Linked DNA regions of Homo sapiens: region 1 is linked to region 2. A link is a contact called in ENCODE Hi-C or POLR2A ChIA-PET data. All regions are on one chromosome and are shown on one strand. Each heading gives the region's core, a stretch centred on a gene start or an enhancer-like site at or near the end of the contact. The rest is flanking DNA. Distances are from core to core; before and after follow the strand shown.

Region 1 (4,624 bases), core at 1,451-3,950, 210 kb before region 2:
CTTGAGTTGGACAAGTCCGCAGAACCACCTGGGACTTGGTGGACATTTGAATGCAAAGTATTAGCATCTTCCATCACAGCTGTCATCATCCCTGTTTTGTAGGCAGGAAACTGAAGTTGAGTGAGGTGTCTAAAATTTCACAGAAATGGCAGAGCTATGACTTGGACCCAAAGCCTGTGTCTAAACCCACTGTTCTTTTTAGTGTTCTATACTTCTCAATTTTAAAGCATCTCTTGGGGAAGGTGACATCCTGCTTTTCCTGGATGCCATGGTTTCTCTCATCCATAAAGTACTTTATATTTTCTCAAACCTTGTCCCTTATGTTATCTCACTGGGTTTCCCACCAGCTCCATTAAATGAGGCAGACAAGGGTTGTGATCCTCATATCCTATGTGATAAAACTGAGGTTTTCAGAGTGCTTACAGGGCTGGCCAAACTTGACACGATTAAACAGGGAAGGGAGATTACATGTATCATGCATTTATTGTATACCAGGCCATACCTATAGTATTATCTCCTCTGAGATTTCCCTATGTTGGCTGAGCGCTGTGGCTCATACCTGTAGTCCCAGCATTTTGGGAGGCCAAGACAGGCAGATTGCTTGAGCCCAGGAGTTTGAGACCAGCCTGGGAAACATAGCAAGGCCCCTCCCTACAAGGAATTTTAAAAATTAGCCAGGTGTATTCCCAGCTACTCAGGAGGTTGAAGCAGGAGGACTGCTTGAGCTCAGGAGGTTGAGGCTGCAGTGAGCCATGATCATGCCTCTGCACTCTAGCCTGGGTGACAGAGTGAGACCCTGTCTCAAAAAAAAAAAAAAAAGAGATGTGCTGTTAACCTGTAAGCAATATTGTTTTCCTCTTTTACCGATGAGAAAACTGAGGGAGTCTTTTCCCAAAATCCAAGCCAGAGAGCCAGGGAAAAGAGTCCAGCATGAAAGCCTAAGTCCCTGGCCCTCTGTATGACTTTGGTCTGCATAACAAATACACACACTGCATGGCTTCAACAACAGGAATTTCTTTTCTCACAGTTCTGAAGACCAGAAATCTGAGATGAAGGTATTGGCAGGGCTGTTTCTTCTGGGCCTCAGCCCTTGGCTTGTAATGGCCATCTTTCCCCTGTCCTCACATGGCCACTCCTCTGTGCTCACACAAGTCTGTGTCCTAATCTCCTTTTCTTACAAGGACACCAGTCATACTGGATTAGGACCCAGCCTCATGACCTCATTTTAACTTAATTATGACCTCATTTTACCTTGCTACCTCTTTAAAAGCCCTGTCTCCTCATACAGCCACATTCTGAGATAATGGAGGTTAGGACTTCCACATATGAATTTGGAGAGGACACAGTTCAGCCTATCACACACTGTCTCTGGCCTGTTGTCTCCTCACTCAGGTCTCTTGACTGCCAGGCCCTCCCCCACTCCCCAGTTAATCCTATCTCTTGGCAGACTTGAGCCAAGAGTGAGGTAACGCATCCCTCAAGGCCTTACTCTGAGCTGAGAGCCCCTGTCCCTGGACCGGGTCTACTGTTTTGGGATTGTTAAGAGACCTGGCAGGAGCCAGGAGTGGGGAGAAGAAACCTAGAAGATTAGTCATCAGCCTGGGCTGATTCCATCAAGGACTTGGGAGGTTAACTCGACCCTGGCTTTTCCTGGCAGAGCTTCCCAAAGAAACCGTCATGATATCCTGCTGCCACTGAGGGCTCTGGAGTCCTGTGGTACTGGTTCCACAGAAAGGGCACAGCTCCCAACCCCCTCACCCCAGTAATCCTCCCTGATGGGCAGGAGCATTTGAGGCTGATGCTCAGTATCTCTGGGCCAAAAATTTGAAAGCAGAAAGAGAAATTTAAGGCATCTTTGGGGGCCTGATGTGGAAGACAGTGGCCTCTTCACACCTACAAGGGCAGGATTCACATGCACTGCACATCTCCTAAGTGCCAGGTGCTGTCTGCACCCCGACTTACTCATTTTATTTCTTCCTCAAATACAATATATCCTTGAGAGGCAGCGGTCCCTATCCCTATTTTACAGATATAGAAATGAAAGTTTGGAGAAGGGAAAATTTGCCCAAGGCCAGATAGTATACCAGAGGATCCAATAAGGAAAGTATTGGTGTTCTAGCCAGTAATTTCCACAGGTTTATCAACACAGGAAGCATCCAGGGCACTAGTTTTAAAAGTGTAGATTCCCATGCCCTGTGTCAGAGATTCTAATTCAGTGGGTCTGGAGTGGGGCCCAGCAACCTGTACCTGTAATTTTAATGAGTACACCAGGTGACTCTCACTCATGCAAGTTTGGGGATTAACGGGTTGAAGAGCATTGCCCCATTCTCTATTACCTGCAAGCAGGAGCAGTGGCCAACTCCTGGAAACAGCTCTGCCCCAGGTTGCACTCTCGCCCTTTGTTCAAGGTCAGTTTCCTTTCCTAGCTGGTAACTTAATTTGATTGCCCCTTTATTGCCTGAATGAGATCCTTGTCACTCACCACAGTCTCCGAACATATATTGATATTTCAGAGCCTTGGGTGCCAAATCCCCAGAGCCGCCTTGCCAAAACTCTGAGTTAAATATCAGCACTTAGTCACGGAGGGAATTCTTCTTCGGCCTTGCCACAAGGTGGCCGTCACCTTTTCAGCATGTGCCACTGAAATTCGTTGTGGTTTTTCTAACTTCCTGGGGCTAAGCTGCTATCCTCTGGGACAGGGTCGGGGAGTGATTGTGTTGAGAGCTGTTTTGTTGTGTGTTCTTTTGTACAAGGTCAGCTTCTAGCAATCATTTTTTTTCTGATCGCCTGGGATTGCTCTCATCTATGAACCTGTACCACAAGAAGCACAATACATCCCAGGAAAGGAAAACAAATAAGCAAACAAAAAGCTCTATCTTGAGCTCTACTCAGTTTGCAAGGTAACGGACACGATCTTACTGATCCCCTTGCAGCCTTCAGAATTGTGCTGCACATTAATTAGAAATCCAGAGCCCTGGAACAAGGGAAACGACTTTGTGCTTCAATTTAATTTGTTCTCATTTTTTGACAGGGTTAAAGTTCATCTTCCCAGTCTGAATCTGAAAGCAAATTATAGCTGCGTCATTTTTATATTGATGTGCCCAGACTAAAGACCTTTGGAAAACATTTCTTCTGGGAATTGATCTGGCTGACAGTGTTTTCTCTCAATTCCATTTAGCAAACACTGACTGCAGCCTTACAATGTGCCAAGAAGTGTGGTGGTTGCCAGGAGTGAACATAAAGGGAGAGGATGCAGTCTCTCCCCAGGGGAGGTGGCCATGGCACAGGAGAGGTATAGCACACAGAGGACAGCAGTTACTAAGCACCGTGAGCTGGGACACACGGCGGCCTCTGGCCGCAGAGATCAGGGTGGGCTTATTGGAAAAGCGACTAACAAATTGGGCTTTAGAAGGTGATAAAAGCAACATAGTAGCTACCATTGCTGACTGCATGACCTGTGCCAGTGCCGTGCTAATGTAGATGTGCCACTTAATGTCACAACCACCTCTGGAATAAGGAGCAGAAGAACTCAGTGCTTGGAGATCAAATCCTGGCTTATCCACTGGCTAGCCATGTGACCTGGAGCAAGTGAGTCTGATTATCAGTCTCTTGCTCTGTGAAATGAGGGTGACAAGAATGACCCCACAGGGTGGTTGTGAGAATTAAAAGAAATCACCCACACTGATGAGTGCAGAGGTGGGCTGGGAGGGAGAGGTGGAGAGGATAGATAAGGCAGGTTCCCACGGCTGTGGTCACCCATTGAGATCACCCCCACTGTGGCCCTGGTTGTACTGAGCAGGCTTCATCGTCCTAGGCCTGTCAGGCAGCCTTCTCTCTGACACCCCAGTAACAGCTCAAATAATATTAGCCATGATTATTGCTGCACAGCCAGTGGTGTCAGAGCTGGAATTTGAACCCAGGCCTGTCTGACTCAGAGACCCTTGATCTTAACCTCAATCTATTGCCAAGACAACTCAAAGTAGTTGCAAAAGCCAGTGTCTATGCACAGGCCTTCTGATTCTCTTACATTCTTTCCACAATCTGTACAAATGTTACCCTAAAATCAGAAGCCCTCCTCTAAGAACCCTGTGCCCACCCTTCAGGCTGAGCCAGGGGGTTCCCTCTGGGCTCCCCAGTACCCCGTGCTTCCCTCAATCAACTCAGTGAGCACTCAGAATTCCACTGTCAACTTGCATATCCATCTCCCACACTAGACCATGTGGTCCTAAGAGCAGGGGTTGAGAGCAGAGTTTGAACCAAAGTTGGGAAATCACCCCATGTTCAAATTTTCTCAAACAGAAAGTTTCCCTTTAACAGTAGCAGGTAGGAAATGTGTGTTAATAAACCATGGTGCTGGCAGCTTTAAAATATTAATGATTTCTAGAATTGAAAATGCAAATTGCTGTCTGGAACTCCTCCACTTGGCATTAAAGAGAAGGGCTTTGAAAGGACACCATGGGGAACTCAGGAACTGGAGAATGGCCTTGCTAGAAGATGGGAAGACAAATAGACATTTACCACCTTTGTTATTGCCACATTTGCACCATTAAAACGCAAGAGCTAGTCACTGGGTGCTATTTGAAGGCATGGCTTTAAAGTGAGCAGGCTGGGCTTCTCCATCCAC
Region 2 (4,267 bases), core at 1,681-4,180:
AGTTCAAAGTTCCACAAATGTCTAGGGCAGGGGCCAAATGCCCCCAGTCTCTTTGCTAAAACATAACAAGAGTCACTTTTGCTTCAGTTGCCAATAAGTTCCTCATCTCCACCTAAGACCACTTCAGCCTGGACCTTATTGTCCATGTGGCTATCAGGCTTTTGGCCAAAGCCATTCAACAAGTCCCTAGGAAGTTCCAAAGTTTCCCACATTTTCCTGTCTTCTGAGCCCTCCAAATTGTTCCAACCTCTCCCTGTTACCCAGTTCCAAAGTCGCTTCCACATTTTCGGATATCTTTTCAGCAACACCCACTCTACTGATACCAATTTACTGTATTAGCTCATTTTCATGTTGCTGATAAAGACACACCCAAGACTGGAAAGGAAAAAAGGTTTAATTGGACTTGCAGTTCCACAGGGAGGGGAGGCCTCGGAATCATGCCAGGAGGCAAAAGGCACTTCTTACATGTGGCAGAAAGAGAAAACAAGAAGATACAAAAGCGGAAACCCCTGATAAAACCATCAGATCTTGTGAGACTTATTCACTACCATGAGAACAGTATGGGGGAAACCACCCCCAAGACTCAAATTATTTCCCACCAGGTCCCTCCCACAACACATGGGAATTATGGGAGTACAATTCAAGATGAGATTTGGGTGGGGACACAGCCAAACCATATCACTGGGTAAGCAGAGGTTGCTGTGGGCCGAGATTGTGCTAGTGCACTCCAGAGCCTGGGTGACGGGTAAAACCCTGTCAAAAACAAAACAAAACAAAAAACACCCAAAAAACCCCAAAACAAAACAAAATCCTGGGCAAAGTTCATAAAAATACCATAAAGAGAGAAGATTTTTGTAGTGTCTTAGAATTAATTTATTAACTAACCAGAATACACAAAATTCCTAAAAAAAAGACAAAAATCCTGATAGAATATGGGGTAAAGCATTATGAGCAGATGATTTTTAGTAAAGATAGAAAATCTTATAAGCATATACAGACATGCTCAGACTCATCAGTAATCTGAAAAATTCAATAGTGAGATAACACTTTACATCTGTTATGTTGGGGGAAAACAAGAACCCTTGATAATGCCAAGCCTGGGAAGAATGTGGGGCCATAGTAACCTTCGAATATTGGGAGCATAGACTGGTATGGCATTCTGGATAGCAACTTGGAATTATATGGTCAAACTGAGAATACTCATACTCCATGACAACAATTTATCTTCTGTTCATCACAGACTATATGTAAAATTAAAATACAAACACAAAGTGGAAAGGATATTTGCAACATATAGAGTAGACATATAATTATTATCCAGAGTATATAAAGAACTGAGAGAGAGACCAACAGAAAAGGGGGCAAGATAACTACTTGGCAGTTCAATAAGAGATAATGGAAAGGCTAACAAAACCAAAGGTACTCAACCTCAACAGTACCCAGAGATTCAAGATAAAACCACAATGAAATACCTAAAATACACACATCCAAATATACAAAAGTTAAAAATCCAAACACAAATGTTGCTGATGATGTGGAAAAATAAGAACTCTTATACATAAGCACCAGAAACATAAATAGGTACACTACTTTGGAAAATGGTGTGGTCTTACTTTTTAAAGACCCACATGTGCAAAACCCTAATACCCAGCTAACCCACTCCTACGCTAGTACATGTGCATTAATAGACACAGACTTGTACTACAATGTTCACAACATTGTTAATAATAGCTAAAAATGAAAACAGTGTAAGTGATCATTGATAGTAGGAAGGATAAATCAATCTATATTGGAATACTGTCCAGCAATGGAAAAAACTTCAGCTACACAGCATCACCGGTGGCATAATATTAAGTGGGAGAAGCAAATCACAGAAGAATACATACAGTATTAATACCATTTATATACTATCAATACCGGAAAACATTAAACAATATCTTGTTTAGAAATGCATACATGAATGGCAAAAGGAAGAGAATTATTGTACAAAAGTCAGGGTAGTGGTTACTCCAGGGCGAGAAAGGCAATGTAATCGTTGGGGGCATTTTTCAGGTGCTGGTAATGTTTTATTTCTTAACCGGGTGCTAGTTGTACAGGTACTGTTCACATTATTATTAAGATAAACGTGTTTTATACACTTCTGCATGTATAATGTATTTTGCAATACAAATGATTTTTAACATGATTGGATTGGGCAATCTCTTAGGTTCTTTTTATCTTTGATGGTCTATTGTCAGGCCCTTCACAGCTGGACTTATTGTTGGCACCTCATTGACAGTTCCACTTAAGCAATATGCATTAAGACGCATACATGGGTGAATTAGACAGGAAAATTTGAAGGGAAAAGGGAACGCGCTAACAAAGGGAATCACAGAATAGGAGACTAGGAGTATGGACCATCTGATGCAAGCCCCTCTCCTCAGGGAGGCAACTGGGGTTTAACTTGAGAGCTCCTGGGTTCCAGTCCTGGTTCCGACTTTGATTTGGGCAAGTCTCTTCCCTAATTCCCAGTATCCTTATGCTGGCTTTGTAAACCGTGCCGTGAAATTTAAATAGGAGGACTAACAATAATTATTATTCTTTTACAATTGGGAAAACTGAGGCCACAGTGGGTCGCCACTAGCCCAAGGTGCCATCACCACGTTGTAACTCAGGGGTTCCCTCCGACGGCCTTACAGGAACTCCAACTCCCTGAACAGAGCACCGTCCCATTATACAAACAGCAGCTCCCTTTCGTCCGGCTTTGGGCGCAGTTTGACGTCACAGAAGAGCTGCCTTGCCTCACCCCGCCCCTTCGGAAGCCCCGCCCCCTGCCCGACTCCGCCTCGCTCGGCGTTCGTCAAGCTCCGCCTCCAGCGCTCGTCCCAGCGCGGGTAGCCCTGGAGTGCCCCGCGCGGCCTCTCTTCCGGCCCCGCCCCTCCTGGCTGCCATGACAACGAGTCTGCGCCCCGCGCTCAGCTGCTTCTCCGGCGGAACCCAGGCTGGACCGCGGGCCCCGGCCTGGGGGCCACTGCTGCCACCGCCGCCGCCACCTCGTCTCCTCCCCGTCCCCGCCCAGCCCCAGGTCTCCCCGCCTCACTCGGGCCCGTGGCCGGGGTCACTCCCCGCCGCCCCTCCCCGCACGGATGCCGAAGGTGAAGGCGCTGCAGTGCGCCCTGGCGCTGGAGATCAGCTCAGTGAGTACCGGTAGCGCCTCCCACCCCCGGGCATTGGCTCAGGGACTCCCTCAGTCACCTCCGAGAGCCCGGAACCACCCCCAAACCTCCTTCACCCTCCGAATCATCCCTAGGGAGCGTCGACCTCACGCCCCTTCGGTCCTGCCCCATCTTGTTCTCAGAAGCGCTCTCCCACTCCGGCCACGCAGAGGCCTGACCCCTGCTCCGCTATGCTGGCTTCAACCCGACTTCCAACTTGCGCGCTTTCAGATCGTTCCCAAATCACTTCAGAGTTCTTTCCTCGCTCCTAACTTTCCAGTGAGAGAGAGTGTATGTGCGCGGCGCGGGGGCTTTTCATTCCTCTTTCGGGCTCCAGTTCTCTTAGAGAATTATTGCCCCCGCCTTTCCCAAGTCTGGGGGTGGGCGTCGCATTTCCTCCCGAATCCCTGCAGGCACACCATTTCAGACCAGTTTCAAACCCGCATTAATGAAGGGGCCTTTCTTTATTCTGTCTTCGAAGGAGAATCTTCACATCCAACAACTGAAATGTGTCATTGCGCAAAGTACCTTGCCTTCCCTCCCAGGGCCTTACAGGAAAAACCCAACTCCTCAGAAATCACTTCAGGCCCCTCCCGTCCCCAGACCCTTCCGACTTTGTGCCAGCCATTGCAAGAAAGGCCCAGTCATTTTTATGAGGGAAACACCTCCTTCTCCAACCTTGCAACCCCACCCCTTCACTCTCCAGACTTGCTCAAGAGGATGCTTTCCTCCATCCTCCTGTGGAAGTCCAGCTGGGGCAGAGAACCCCACTCATCCAGTGAAGGGGCTGGACCTCTCCATGCTAGGAGAAAACTCTATTCCCCTTGTTGATCTCAGAAGACTTCCAAGGGTTTTGAACTTCTTCCCCTGCATTCTTTAGAGAACCCTCTCATTCCCCTGTTTAGAGGAATACTCCCGCTTGTCTGTTCTGGAGGAAATCTCCACAAGACCCTTTCCACACCCCGTTTTAGTCCTGCAGGCACAGACCTGTACGGAGTTTGGAACCAAAATTCACCATTCGGTCTCTTCGCTCCTTCTTACTCAGTAAGTCTTCTTATGTATATTGCCTTCTG

What was found. A loop is a pair of places that touch in the nucleus more often than their neighbours do. ChIA-PET counts read pairs that join two places held with the same protein, here RNA polymerase II (POLR2A). Pooled maps may share reads with other maps.
Region 1: a loop to region 2 is called in a map of ascending aorta, with 3 times the contacts of the local background. The contact joins the enhancer-like site here to the promoter of SPATA6 in region 2. A Hi-C loop is called at or near these places in 1 of 168 maps with a recorded cell type or tissue (ascending aorta) and 4 of 50 pooled maps. POLR2A ChIA-PET finds 5 or more read pairs at or near these places in 1 of 52 experiments (OCI-LY7).

What each region holds. Positions count from the first base shown.
Region 1 is chr1:48,678,606-48,683,229 of GRCh38, reverse strand. All of the region lies in intron 6 of AGBL4 (AGBL carboxypeptidase 4), which reads left to right. Among named protein-coding and RNA genes, the nearest start is that of BEND5, 96 kb to the left of the region's middle. Within about 2 kb of position 2,700, at least 4 of the 41 ENCODE cell types and tissues checked have a DNase peak (open chromatin) inside an H3K27ac peak, as active enhancers do; they include ascending aorta, where a contact is called at or near this core.
Region 2 is chr1:48,470,867-48,475,133 of GRCh38, reverse strand. It overlaps SPATA6 (spermatogenesis associated 6), which reads left to right and starts at 2,930. Exons shown (of 13, transcript NM_019073.4): 1 at 2,930-3,176. The coding sequence starts at 3,126. It overlaps LOC124904175 (a long non-coding RNA gene), which reads right to left. Exons shown (of 2, transcript XR_007066074.1): 1 at 4,182-4,267. RefSeq lists an enhancer at 2,599-2,648 and a silencer at 2,859-3,248.